Regions from separate parts of the Homo sapiens genome. Here region 2 is linked to region 1. A link is a contact called in ENCODE Hi-C or POLR2A ChIA-PET data. All regions are on one chromosome and are shown on one strand. Each heading gives the region's core, a stretch centred on a gene start or an enhancer-like site at or near the end of the contact. The rest is flanking DNA. Distances are from core to core; before and after follow the strand shown. Region 1 overlaps LOC105374894 (a long non-coding RNA gene). Region 2 holds the start of KU-MEL-3 (a long non-coding RNA gene).

Evidence for each region. A loop is a pair of places that touch in the nucleus more often than their neighbours do. ChIA-PET counts read pairs that join two places held with the same protein, here RNA polymerase II (POLR2A). Pooled maps may share reads with other maps.
Region 2: a loop to region 1 is called in a map of heart left ventricle, with 2.6 times the contacts of the local background. The contact joins the promoter of KU-MEL-3 here to the enhancer-like site in region 1. A Hi-C loop is called at or near these places in 4 of 168 maps with a recorded cell type or tissue (Right ventricle myocardium inferior, heart left ventricle, heart right ventricle and 1 more) and 1 of 50 pooled maps. POLR2A ChIA-PET finds 5 or more read pairs at or near these places in 1 of 52 experiments (WTC11).

The regions. Positions count from the first base shown.
Region 1 is chr6:4,457,540-4,464,717 of GRCh38, reverse strand. All of the region lies in intron 2 of LOC105374894 (a long non-coding RNA gene), which reads left to right. LOC107986561 (a long non-coding RNA gene) reads right to left here. Exons shown (of 3, transcript XR_001743939.2): 3 at 1-50. Among named protein-coding and RNA genes, the nearest start is that of LINC02533, 28 kb to the left of the region's middle. Within about 2 kb of position 3,842, at least 13 of the 41 ENCODE cell types and tissues checked have a DNase peak (open chromatin) inside an H3K27ac peak, as active enhancers do; they include heart left ventricle and heart right ventricle, where a contact is called at or near this core.
Region 2 is chr6:4,607,760-4,614,385 of GRCh38, reverse strand. KU-MEL-3 (a long non-coding RNA gene) reads right to left here and starts at 3,821. Exons shown (of 2, transcript NR_122107.1): 1 at 3,574-3,821; 2 at 2,467-3,408.

The DNA.
Region 1 (7,178 bases), core at 2,593-5,092:
CCAGCCTGTGGACCATAGCAGAACACATCTGGAAGGCTTTCATTTTTTTTCTTTGGAAAAGAGGGAAAGAGGAAGACATGACATTGAGTGAGAAAATGAGCGTATATTTGTTTGCTAGAGCCGCCATAACAAAGTACCACAGACTGAGTGAACTTAAACAACAGAAATTTATTATCTCACAGTCTGGAGGCTGGAAGTCTGAAATCAAGGTGTTGGCAGAGCCATGCTTCCTCTGAAGGCACAGAAGGATCTGTTGTAGGCCTGTCTTCCAGCTCCTGGGAACTCCTGTGGCAGTGTAACATCAACCTTCACTTTGACGTGGTGTTCTCCCTGTGTAGAGGATGTGTCCACATTCTGCATGTCTCTGTGCCTAAATTTCCTCTTTTATAAAGACATCAGTCATATTGGATTAGGGTCCACCCTAAGGACCTCGTTTTAACTTAACTAATTACATCTGCGATGACTGTATTTCCCAATACGGTCACTTGGGGTTAGGAGTTCAACATATGAATTTGGTTTGGTGGGGACACAACTGAACTCATAACAAAAGGTAAGAACTAACAGAGTATTTCAGCCAAACGGTTCCAGCCAACTGCTAGCAGGAGAGGAGACCAAAGGTGTGTCACAGAACGGCAGAGAACCAGGTATGGTGCATCATCCTAAGAGGGAGTAATGAGACAGAGCCTTGTGGTTTCTGCAGTGAAGGCTTGATCTCAACTAATGCTGTCTTCATTGCAGCATGGCCAATGATGACCAGGGTTGCAGAGTTTTCCGTGGAGCTCCAGGACCCAGAAGCCAACTGCTGTAGCTCCTCGTTGATGCTCTGTCTCCTGCATGCCAGCTGCCCTCCATCCCTTCCTGGGAGCCATGGATCAAAACTATTACTGCTGTCTCTGGAGGCCAAACACCAGAGGCTGGTGTTTTGTTTTAGAAAATACAGTTTATCCCTTTTCAATGACAAAAGAAATAATGTTCATTATAGCACAGTTGGAAAAAGCACCAAAGTTAAGAGCTCATAGGAAAATCATCCCTAATTCCAAGACCCAGACAACCCCTGTAAAATTTTGACTCATATATTACTCCTTTTTGTCTTCTTTTTTAAGGCATATTTTACAGTCTGTACCACAGCCTCTCTGTATCTACATACTTAGATTTTCCACATTATATAATGGATATTTCCTATGTTATTATAAATTATTCTTAAACATTCTTTCAATAGTTGTATAATATTGAGGATGACTAAATCATAATAAAGAGAAGCTGCTATTTTCTGCTTTCCACACACTATTCCAAGCAATGTACATACATTCTTCCCATGTGACTCTAGCAAAAGCCCAGTGAGGTAGGAATTAGTCTCATCATATAAATTGATAAGAAAATTGAGGCTCAAGGTTTTAGCAATGTGTTTAACAATGCTTATTAAACAGCCAAAGCGGGATTTAGACACAAGTTGGCTTGACTCCACTTTCCATGCTTCTAATCACTGCCTAATTTCTCTATTGCTGGACATGGAGTTTACCTCCTCATTTTTACTGTCGTGAATACTGCAAGGCACATCTTTGCACAGAACATTTTATTTCCCCTGTATTTTCTTATGATAAATTCACAGAACTGGAAATACTAGAGCCAGGAATTGAACATTCAAAGAAACCCCACCATTTTTGTTACTGCTAATTTGTTTTCCGAAAAGGTTGTGCCAATTTACATCCCTTCCAGCACTATAGGAGACAGCAGATTTCCCCACACTCAGCACAGGACGGTCTACTCTGTGAACTTCCCTGCTATTTATGATAGCTGGAAATGGATTGGTTTTTTTGTGTTTCTTTTTGCATTTATTTGAGTATTAGTAAAGTTACACATTTTTCCTTTTCTTTCCCCCCTTTTCCTCTTTTTCCTTTTTAGAAACAAGATCTTGCTCTGTTGCCCAGGCTAGAGTGCAGTAGTGCAATCATAGCTCACTGCAGCCTTGAACTCCTGGGCTCAAATGATCCTCCCACCTCAGCCTCTCGGGTAGCTGAAACTACAGTCATGTGCCACCACACCAGCCAATTTTTCAAAAAGTTGTTGTAGAGACAGGGTCTTGCCATGTTGCTCAAGCTGGTCTCAAACTCCTGGGCTCAAGTGATCATCTCACTTTGGCCTCCCCAAAAGTTTGTGGGATTACATGCATGAGCCACTGTGCCTGGCTAAGTTACACATTTTTCGATGTTTCAAGTCGTTTGTATTTTCTACTAAAAATTTGGAGCCATTTATTTGTAATGGTCTTAGTATTTAATTGAACCACGTGTAATTAAAATTTTTGTAAGTCAAACATTGTTGAATATCATCTCAGCCAAATGTTTTTTCAAATGCATTAAGAATATTAATTAATTTAGATACATTGGCTATAGATATTTTTGTTGATGTTTTGATATAGAAGTTTTAATTGCCAAAATGAGCATCCAATCATCTGGAAATTCTCTGAGTAATGAAGATGGCATGCTAATGATTGCCATGGACTATTTTTTAAAAAAAACTTTCCTGCTTTTGTGTTTTATTTGTCCCTTTTGTTCTTCCTACTCTTCTCCTGACCCCTCAGGATTGAATCCAGAAAGATGTATTTTCATGAGATAGGTGAAGGCTGGGTATCAATTTTGGAGAATAGGAAATATCATTGGAAGAATTACAGGTGCCAGTAACACAAGTTAAAACAGTACACCTTTATTATCCTTGATGCCATACACAACTAAAACTGTAGCCTGACAGCATTTGGGGCATAGCTTTAGCTGTAGCAACTAAGAAGATCTTTAAGGGGTGATCATGGCTTAAGTGTGCACATATGCCCTGCGTGACACTCACATACGTTGCCTCAGCGGAGAACTCACTGGCTGTGTCTTACTCTGAGCCAAACAAAGACAACGCCAGCCCATCTGGCTCTGAAACAATTTAATATCTTCTCTTTCCTGTAGGTAGACAGAGAACCATTTGAAAGTTAACTATCATGACTGCATATTGCACACACATTTTTAAACTTCTAAAAAAAAGAGAGAGAGAATGGCTACAATGAAGAGCGTCAAGTCCGCTTGTCAAATCTTGTGGTAAGAGGACGAGAAATGCTACTTCAGTAGCCACGAGTATTTCTGAGATCGCTAAGTAGCACTTGCTTTTAACATCTGCTGTTCAAGACCCTCATTTGTAGCAGCCTTTTCTGTTTGCTTCTGTTCACATGCGGAGGCAGGTGGGGTCAGATCCAGTTCAGGTTTCTTGAGCCTCTGATTAAAATGATTCACACCAAATCTCCCTTGGCCCCAAATACATCTTCACATCAAATACTGGTTATCTCCTATAAAACTGGGAAGCAAATCTAGGCTCCTTCAGTGTGCAAGGCTTTGATCGACCCAGTGGATCTTGCTGCTTTCCTAAAGCATCAAGGAGACTGCATTTCGTTTTCACAGTGTGGCTCCCAGGAGGGGAACTGAAAGCATTACAGATGATGTGTCTGCAAATACAATAAAATGTTCTTAGTGGGCGAGGAGGACATTTCCGACCCACGGTGCAGAGTGGATGAACTCACTGTTGGTTTTCCCGGGAAGAACACGGCTATTGTCACTTGGCTCCTACTTGGCGGATGCCGGCTAGGCTGGGGCGCAGTCAGTGAAGAGGAACAAAGTTTTCCTCTGTGCAAAGCTAATTGACCCATTCCCGGATCAAACCTGCAACCTCGGCCTTCTTGGCACCAGCCACAGACTGACTGAGCTAACGGGGACAAACTGTTTCCAAGTCATGTAGGAACAAATCCTTCGGAGCACAAGGCGTCTGCTGCCCGGCACAGGCTTCTCAGCGAGACCTTGGTGAATGGGCTGGAATCTCTGCACGGAGCAGCCAATTGGCAGGCAACTGACAGCCGCTGGCCTTTTGCACACAGGGCCTCACTGGAGCTGTACTTTGTTTTGCTGAAGGTGACTTATTCACACATCCCAGATGTTCCCTGTAACCGAGAGCCCTGGAAACAGCTACCGAAAAACACATGTGTTTTCTAAAGGCCTGACAGAAATAAATATGAGCAAACAGCCTGAGGTTGCTGTCTGATCACCAGGCAGTCTAAGGGCTGACCCCATCTCTTCATTTCCTCTCTGTGCTGCTGGGCCTCCCTTCCCTAATGGGGCAGGATCTGAACAGCTCTGGTTGTAGTTTTAGGGTTTGCTGTAAGTAGTTTGAATGTAATAAACTCATAGAAGAACATTAAAAGTGTTAAAAAGAGGGCAAGGAGAACAGAAAAAGCTGGTATTAGCTTGAAATGAATATGTGGAAAATGCAAGTATACTTTGAAAATGATAGCATCGTCTCATATTTGCTTTCGATTAAAACTTATACAGGCATTTTCTCCCTGCGGAAGCCTAAAGCTCTCCCTTGGAGGAATGTCAGCAGTGACACCTAGGTAGCCTCTGGCAGCTGAGGGGTAAGACACAGGAAATCAACCGCACGAATGCATTTGTCCTCCTCCTGGGACCCGGGCCCAGCTGTGCAGGATGCGTAATGCCCCTCTTAGGTTCTCTCGGCATCTCCCTAACTGGCTGCCTCGCTTCCACTTCCTTTCTGTCCAAATCCAGCCTGCAAATGGCCATGACACGGATCTTCCCAGGGCCTCACCAGCAATAAGTCGTTTCCCTACATGAGATGGCTTCATGCTCCACCATGTGAAATGCACGGGGAACAAACAGCAGTTGCCTCTCCTTGGCTTTTGAGACCTTCCCCTGTCTGCCATAATCCTACTTTCCAAACCCTCTCCTGACCCCACCAGGGTTGCCTCTGTGGCCCCCGACTCTTCCTGTTTCCCAGACCAGGTTGGACCCCATTAGAAACTTCGTGATGTTCTGCACCTCCTCTTCCCAGCCCTCCTCACAATCCCAATTCTCATTTAACCTCTTGTCCGCTTCTGTGAGCTCCCTGTGAGGGCCAGAGCTGAGCCATCTTCCTCCCTGTGTGTCTGCAGTGTCTGGTAAGGAGGTGCTCTGTGAGTCTTTGCCGGTTGAAGGAATGACTCCTCTTAACAACCAGCTGGCCCTGCCTTTTAATACTCCACATCCATTCTGTTTCGTCGTTTCTACCCCTAAGACTATGCTCCTGTTGCTTTCTCTACCTGAGAAGGCCTTCCCTCTTCCCATCCACATCCCACTTACCTTTGCTAGCCCCCACTCAGTTCTTTATCCTGTACAAGGTCGCCCTTGACCCCTGATCTCTGGCCCATCTGATCTGCCCTGAGTTCTCCCGCTTCCACATTCCTAGGGCACTCCCTGCACCACGGATGCAGGCCCTAACACATGCTACCTTGCAGTGTGACCTGAATTTTCCCCAAGTCTGGCCTCCCTTATCAAATCTGTATCCACCTTCCTAAATTCCTAAGAGCCCTGAGCAGAGCTGAGCACAGACCAGCTGTTCGATAAATGTCTGACTCACTATGATTGGGCAACTTTCCTGCCTCTCTCTGATTATCTACATCCTGTCCATTGTTCCAAGTCTGGCTTCCTTTGAGGTAGCTTTGTGGATGATGCCCACGTTGACCTCATGCCTGGCTCATGGTGTAAATCCACACTTTGTGGAACTCTCACCCCTTTTGGGATGACATGCTTGAGCACACACTCCCAGTAAACACACATAGTCCATGATCTGTGAACTTGACGTGGGTCCTGTTGTACCCTGACTCTCTGGATCACTGGTCTACTCTCAGGGGAACACAGAATGCACACTGGCGGCCATGGGGCTTCAAGGCACCGCTTGGCACTTTAGCCCATCTCATGTTGCTCTTGGACACCAGAGAACATAAGGCCTAAAATGTGTGGCTGGGGGTGTTGCCTTTTTGGGATAACTTTCTGTGCAAGTTGGAACTTCTGGTCCTGTTGTTTGACGCATGTATCTCTCAGTATAGGAGGCTGATGGTGGAACCCTTTGAGACCAGGAAACCCAACACCAGGAGACCAGACATTTTACTGGACACAGACAGACACTTATTTTAAAGATGCCTACTGCGCCTGGCACAGAGTAGAAACTTAACATAAGTTGATTTAAATTAAAAGCAATTGTGATCCTTGATGGCCAGCGCCCTACCTCATTGTACTGAAATGTCCTTTTAATGTGAACCTCGTTAAAAAATTTTGAAAATCTACATACTCCTTCAGACATTTTTAAATTGACATCTAACATCTTCATCATCATAGGGTTAAATAAGTTTACTTCTTATTAACAGGAGATAAAAAATGTTAAATATTTTATATGGTAAAATAAGATGAGAATTGATTATAATTGGAATACATATTTTATATTATTTCAAAAAAATATTTTCATTAGTTTATTGATTAAAGGATGACATATCGGAAATATATCAGGTGAAATTTTTGTTTGTCTGATTTATTGTATTTTGAAAAATCCACTCATCCTGCAAAAAATTCCAGTTACATTTATTTAAATGGATCAGTATCGCAGCCCTATATGACTTAGACATTCTGAATTATGAGCCCTCATGGGCCAATATGCCTTCTCTCTTGCAGAAATACGTATAAGACAGGAGAAGGCAGAAAGCCTTGTGAGCTCAAGGGCCTTGATTTATCTTTAAGTTTATCTCATTGCTTTAAACTCCCTCCTGCAGCAAAGCACCAAAGCAAGATTTGGGATGGATAAAGGATACATCTTTTTTTCTAAAGTGAGAAAAGCTACATTCTGAACATAGCTCATTTTCAAGCTGATTAATATTAGAAAAATACTACTGGAAATTGATTCCCCTGTAACTATCCTTGCCTGAGTATTATGGGGAAAGTCTTCAGGTCCCCCAGGTAAATGTGCACCTAGTTGGAGGAATGTCGGCCCAGGCTGCCCACCTAGTGATGAGACAGGTAGAACAAGGTGAGCATAAGTGCTGCCCGGGCTGGGAGCAAATGCCTTTCCTTGGTTCCACGGAGAGGGTGGTCCTTATCTTCATGGAGAAGCAGCTAATTGGCCTGTAATGAACACAGACAGAAATGAAAGGGTTTCTAAGCCAGGGACATGCAACAGAGTACAACACCTCTCAGAGGAGCAGAGGGCAGAGTGGTGGGCAGGCAAGGCTGAAGCAGAGGTGAGGAGGGAACAAAAGGCAGGGCACAGGAGCCAGCATGGCCTCAGGGTCAGACTCGCTTAGGTCAAGTGCACCCTGGTTCTTTTTGTCA
Region 2 (6,626 bases), core at 2,572-5,071, 150 kb before region 1:
TTTCCCTGGTAGGAAAGTGTTTAAGACTTCCCTATCCAGAGAAGGCAGAGAGGGGTCTAGTGGGGAGTCATTTAGCTGTATAGGGGTGGTCTTCTGTTATAGGGAGAGGGGAGTTTGATATGTGGGAAGGGCTTCAAGTACAAAATGCTCTCAGGAGTTGGGGATGCCTAATGAACTGGATTCATAGATGAGAAAGAAAGGAGAGGGGCACTTCATCTTTCATGGTACAATCAGGAAACAAGTTCCTCAAAGTGGTTTCAACAGAGAGAAATTAATGCAGGGAGTTGGTTGCCCAGGAGGAGCTGAGAAGGCACACAGCAGATGGTGAGGCAGGTGAGAGACGAATAAGGCAGGAAGCCTCCACCAGCTGTGGCCTCAGAGGTGGGATTAGCCAGAGACCAGAAGCTGGGGCACCAGGTGGAAACAGAAACCAAACCAGGGCTGCTGAGTGGGAGCTAGAACCGTGGAGGAGGGCACTGTCTGATGGGAGATGGAGCTACTGTCCGAGATGGTGCTAGAGGTAAGAGGAAGAAATACCCTCGCAGGTCCTTATTTCCAGCACCTTTTGCTCGCACAAATTTCTGGAAAGCCATTTGTCAAGGAAACCAAGAAGGGAAAATGAGACGAAGGGCCCAGATGGAGCTGAGAGCCAACTAGCAGGTGACTGGCATGACCCTGATGAATGAGGTATTGTGTTGGGTGCCTTTAAGGGGCTTCTGTTGTGTGACCATGATGTCATTGGAGATCAGAAATGTGCATTTAGCTGTTTAAGGTCACATGAGGGCAGAGGCACATGTGAATGTGGGTTCTCTGGGTTGGGTTCTCTCATGCCATGGTGATTACGGTTTGCCCTTCTGGGGAGGAAGCAAACAACTGTCTACACTCTTTGTGGGCAAGAGCTTGCCAGGCTGTGCTTCATGGTCACTAAGGATGCTGGCTGGGAAGGAGCAGGATGGGATGCTTGGGCAGAAGAGGGATACAGCTGAGGAGTTGCAGGTGGGTCATGCAGGTGGGTGGTGGTTTAGTGCTCCCGCCTGAGCTTCATGGGCTCTCTAGCCCAGCTGAGGTCAGGTCGAGTACCCAGCACCCTGTGATAAAAGGAGGGCCTGCTCATTATGGTGACATTTCTTTCCGTGGTAACTGTCTGAGCCTTTTGCTCTGGACTGAAGATAAAAAGCCACCTCTTTGTGGGAGGAGGCCACATAGACAGGCCAGGGCTGGGAGAACAATGGGCAGGTACTCCACTGGGTTCCCAGCAGCAACATTGTAGGAGCAGCCATGTGAAAAACGAGAAAGTGGGTTTTGGCCATGGTTTGGGTTATGGAGGGAGAAAGTGAGGGAAACCTCCAGGTCATGCCAAGATTTCAAAGCAGGAGCGACAGCTCTTTGGCCCAAGTGCAGGCACAGCCCTTGTTGTAATGCTGTCTGCCAGGCAACGGCTACATTCTGGGAAGACAGAGGCAACCCCCAAATCCTTTGAGCTCATCTCTTTTTGACTCACAGATGGATCTCCCCCATGAGCAACACTTTGTGGAGTTTTGGAATGGATTTCGTGTTGCAACAGTGTTTTCTAGCTGGTTGTCTAATTTAAGTGGTGAGTCTGCAGAATGTCCAGGGAGGATTTGAATTCAGATGATAAGGCTGCATGGATTGCAATGCTGACAGATTTATGCACAGCATTGCAGGAAGGTCTCCAAGTCACTGAAAATGTTTCTGAAGGTCACTGCAAACTCTTTGCGTGGGACATAATCTATGAAAGTTTTGAGTTCTCCTTGTTTTCTCTAGAGTAATGATTCTGAAATACTGTTGCTAAGTGGTCAAAGCTACTTTTCTCAGCCCTTTTCTTTCTCCTCTCATTTTCTGTTGGTTCCTTCTGGAAGGAAGGAGAAGCATTTTCTCACTGAAGCAACATCTAAGTTACAATGCCTCATGCTCACCATTGCTCCAGGCCCCAGGGTGCTTTGCAGTTATGCAGTCCTGTCTAAATGAGTGCTCCAGTGGATGACAGAAAATGCTGCTTCAAAGATGTTAACCTGGATGCATAGAAAATTTTCTTGTTTTTTTGTTTTTTTTTTTTTTTTTTTTTTTTGAGACGGAGTCTCGCTCTGTCCCCCAGGCTTGAGTGCAGTGGCATGATCTCGGCTCACTGAATAAGTGTTGACTATAGAAAAAAAGAGAAAATTAGAAATGGTACCTTGACTCTACACTTCTAACAATCGCAGTCTGCTGTATTCTGGTAGTTTCCTGATGCGAAGGACGTTAAGCAACGTGTGTGTGTGTGTGTGTGTGTGTGTGTGTGTGTTTTAAATCTAGGATTGAATACAGACCATCTATTTTGGGTCTGAATGACCCAGTCTGGCAGTGGGTGATCTCATTCCATTGGACAATTTGGTCCAAAAAGCATTTCATTAATTACACTCAGCGCAACAACTTGCCCAGGAATCTGCTTCTGTGCTTGGAGAATAATCCCACTTTATAAACAATCCACTTTATTTAGCACAGGCCTTCAAGAAAACACCAGACACTGACATGATGAATTGCTCTCTTGGGAGCACGGGTGGGTGAGACTGGGGAGGAGGATGGGAAGTGAGAACTTGGTCCGTTTACCGGAAGACAGCAGCACACAGATCTGCTTGCACCCTGTACCTCATTGTCTAGGATAACAGGATTCCACAGCCTTGCCCTGATAGAAGCAACTCGGCAATTAATGGGTTGATGGCCCACAGTCCTTCCAAGGAAAACCCATGTTTGCTTGCTGCAGCCACGTGGACAACAGGCAGGCTCACCACAATGCCTGCAGGCCCTTCCTGGTCTCTCAATTTCACTCCTTCAACAAGCGTTTAGCAGATGCCTCCTCCTTATTACCTTCTGTATTAGGTGCTGGGGATACACTGGGAGAAGGTTCTTGTTCTTAAGGAACTTCTGATCCTACAGCAAGCCAGTGATGAGGGGAGAAGTGGTAGAATGGGGGGGATTCACAGCATGAGCACACAGAGGAGGGATACTCACTATGGGGCAGGGAGTGGAGGCTGGTGCTTAGTCGTCAGCATTCATTCTCTGGAACTCTGTGGACCCGTGCTTCTATATTTGCACATAGTAAGTTCTAATTTAACCATGAATTTTGGAAAAACCGTGATCATAGAGTTTCTTTCTCTGTCTTCCTTTCTCATCTCTTCCTCCTTTCTCTCTCCTTATGAACAGCGGTCTTTTCAAAGTTAGCCCATAGGATTGGGACCAAGCCTGAGATTCCAAACAGTGTTGGAGAGGGTGGAGTGTAGAGAAGCACCTGAGTCTCATGGTGAAGTTAGAGACAGGGACCCCGAGGCCTGGCATGATTGGAAGCAGGGCACAAAGATGAGTGTAGAGCAGAGGCCAGCGGGAGGGTAAGGAGCCTGGAGGTCAGGAGGCCTGCAGAGGGGAGAAGAGCAGAAACAGGGTCGGGAAGTGCCCCAACCCAGCAGTCCCTGCCTCCGCAAACAAGACTTGCTGGACACCAAGGCAGCCTCCTGACCTGACTTGCACACCAGTCACACACTTGCCTCCCAACAGGAATGACTAGACTCCGGAGCTCACCTGAGGCCTGCAGGTAGGAGCTGGAGAAGGATGAGGTCGGGGCGAGGAGTTCGCGGAAGCATTGGCAGGCCTGGACTCTCCTTTGCGCTGTTTCGTGGTTTATTTCCCAGCTCTAAACAAGGACGTCCTGCAAACTTCTGATGGGTTTGGTTTTGTGGTAACTTCTTAGAGAGCTCAGAGCATCAAGGAAGAACATTTCCTCAGGATGCTGAGGCGTGGACTGGCTTTCATCTCAATTTTCTTCAGCTGATTTCCTTCAATGTTGTTTTTCTCTTTTGAACAAAAGAATATGCTGTTTGTTCGGTCACATGGACTTGTGGTTACTCACCCGTGGAAGGAGGCCACCCCTCGAGACTCTGGCAAGAGCAGGGGAAATTCCTTTCAACACCAGCCCCGAGGAATTCTCATGATCCTGGTTTCCATTTTGGTCAAATTAAAGATGAAAGGACTCGATCCAGCACTGAGGAGGACGATAGTTTTGATTCTGAGGGAGACACAGCTAGATGAAAAACCAGGCTAACCTTTTATCTGGTATGAGAGTGGAGAGGCACATCCTGTGACAAATTGAGCATCCATTGTGTGAGGAATTCCTGCTTCAGGCCCCATCTCAGAAATCAAAGCCTTGTAGGTGAGGAGAAACAACCGTGAGGCGGCAGGTTTATTTATTTATTTTCCCACCAAAGTCTTAGATAACTTTACTGGGTGCCTGCCTTCTTTTTGGTTTTGTGTTTGCATAATTTTAGAAATGCCATTAGGAATAGCTGCTTTCCTAGAGAAAGTTTCCAGTTGGTAAAAACAGGACAAGCTGTTTTCGATAATCATGAACCTTTTCATTTGAAGGGTTCTTTTCCATACTCCTGACTCCCACCACCTCTGATATAGGTAATTCCATGAACTTTAGCACTTCTTGATTTGGTATTCTTTAAAAAATTTTAAATTGTGGCAATATACACATAACATAAAATTTAACATCATATCCAATTCTTTTATTTTTAAAAAGATTTATTTATTTATTTGAGATAGGGTGTCGCTCTGTTACCCAGACTGGAGTGGAGTGGTGTGATTACAGCTCACTGTGGCCTCAACCTCCTGGGTTCAAACAATCCTCTCACCTCAGCCTCCTGAGTAGCTGGGGCTACAGGCTCACGTCCCCACACTGTTTAATTTTTTAAATTTTTTGTAGAGATGGGATCTCACTATGTTGCCCAGTCTGGTTTCAAACTCCTGGCCTCAAGCAGTTCTCCTTCCTTGGTCTCTGAAAGTGTGGAGATTATAGGCATGAGCCCCTGTGCCTAACCTCCGGAAGTCTTTCCATCCTCCCGAACTGGAACTCTGTACACGTTAAATCCTAACTCCCCACTTCCCTAGCCCCACTCTGCAGTCCCTGGCATCCCCTTTCTACTCTCAGTCTCTACGAGTTTGACTAATCTAGGACCTTATATAGGTGGAATCAGCAATACTTGTCATTTTGTGACTGGCTTATTTCACTTAGCATAATGTCCTCATAGATTTGGCATTCTTTTACTTTGTCTTTAAAATACTATTTCCTCTTAACATCCAAGGGCTAACTCATTTAAACTTTGGAAAGGTCATCAATAAAATTTAAAAATATTTCCTAAGCCTGGAAATTGTAAAGACAAGTATGGATCTGTGAAACACCCTATTGCTTGCAGCAGAGCGGAACATCTCAGAGGTGAAAAACCAAGTGAAGAAGAGGCTCGTGTTAAGTGGCGCCAGCTGGGAACGTCCTGTACAGTAGGGCGCTGAGCCCTCAGGCCCGCAGCCAGGGGTAGGGGATTCTCTGCAGATGTGCCCTCCTCATGGCTGGTGCCGGTGGTCACGCTGCTCTCCTGGGGCCGTGGCGACAGCTGTCCATGGAGTAGGGCTGGCAGCGGCTCTGGAGGGAGGCATCTGCCCGGGCTGTCACCGGAGTGAAAGAACAGGAGGCAGCTGCGCAGAGGCAATGGCAAGGACAGGAGCAGAGGACACAGAAAAAACACCCTCGATCTCCTTGTGTGCTTTCCCCCAAAGCACAGGCCCCAGCCTGGTCATCGTGCCTCCCCAAAGTCAGGGAATACCCCAGAGGCTGTTCCTCCTCTCCGTGTTCAGGCCTGGCAGTCTGTTCTTGGACAGAGAAGGCTCATGCCAAGGCAGCTGCCCGGCAGTGTCACACGAATGCTGGAACAAGGGGGGCTGGGTGAGGACACCAGACCATTCATCTCACAGACACGGCCTTTAAAAGCTCCTTGAGGTTTTCTTATGTCTCAGTAGCAATGCAAATAATCTCTAAGAACCGTGACACCATCTTTTTCAAAGACATGTAATTTGCTACTGTCAATAACACGGATTTCCCACCCGAAAGAGCCAATGTGTTTTCTCGCTATTTATCAAATCTTTTATACTCTGATGACTAATGGAAAATACAATGGCAATTTGTTACTGTTTTGGCATTGTTTGCTATCAGAAGTGACACTGGAACAAAGGGGTAATAAGTTATGGTTGCATTCAAAGTTTATTCTCTCCTGCGGGAGTATACACACTCACATATCAATAGGAGTTGATAACTATAATGTGTGTAGCCTTTATGAATTATCTGTGTAATAATTTTCACTTTAAAAAAGCATGTTCCCATCCGTCAGTTCATTTCGGCATCACGAGAATGTTTATGATATTGTTTCAGTTGAACAGAACGAGACTTAAAGGAGAAATGGCTTGTCGAAGGCCCTATAGGAAGTCAATTGGGGCTAAAATTAGGTCTCCTGAGTCTTAAACCAGGGCTCTTTCCACTAAACTGTACTTGAGAAGAAGGTGTCAGAACCACAGGAAGCATGGTGAGAGATGTGTTTCTTTCTCCTGCTGACTTCTCCCCAGCCCCAGCCCAGACAATTCTGAAATGTTAGAGTAGTGATTGCTTGAGAACCAAGGGGACTATTTGGCTGAGCTGTTTAAAATTGCCGTTTTTAAAAGATTAAAACAGTCAAATATCAACAATTGCAAATGTTTCAAACTAATTGCTCTCCCCAGATTTATATAAGGTTATATTTCCCGTGTAG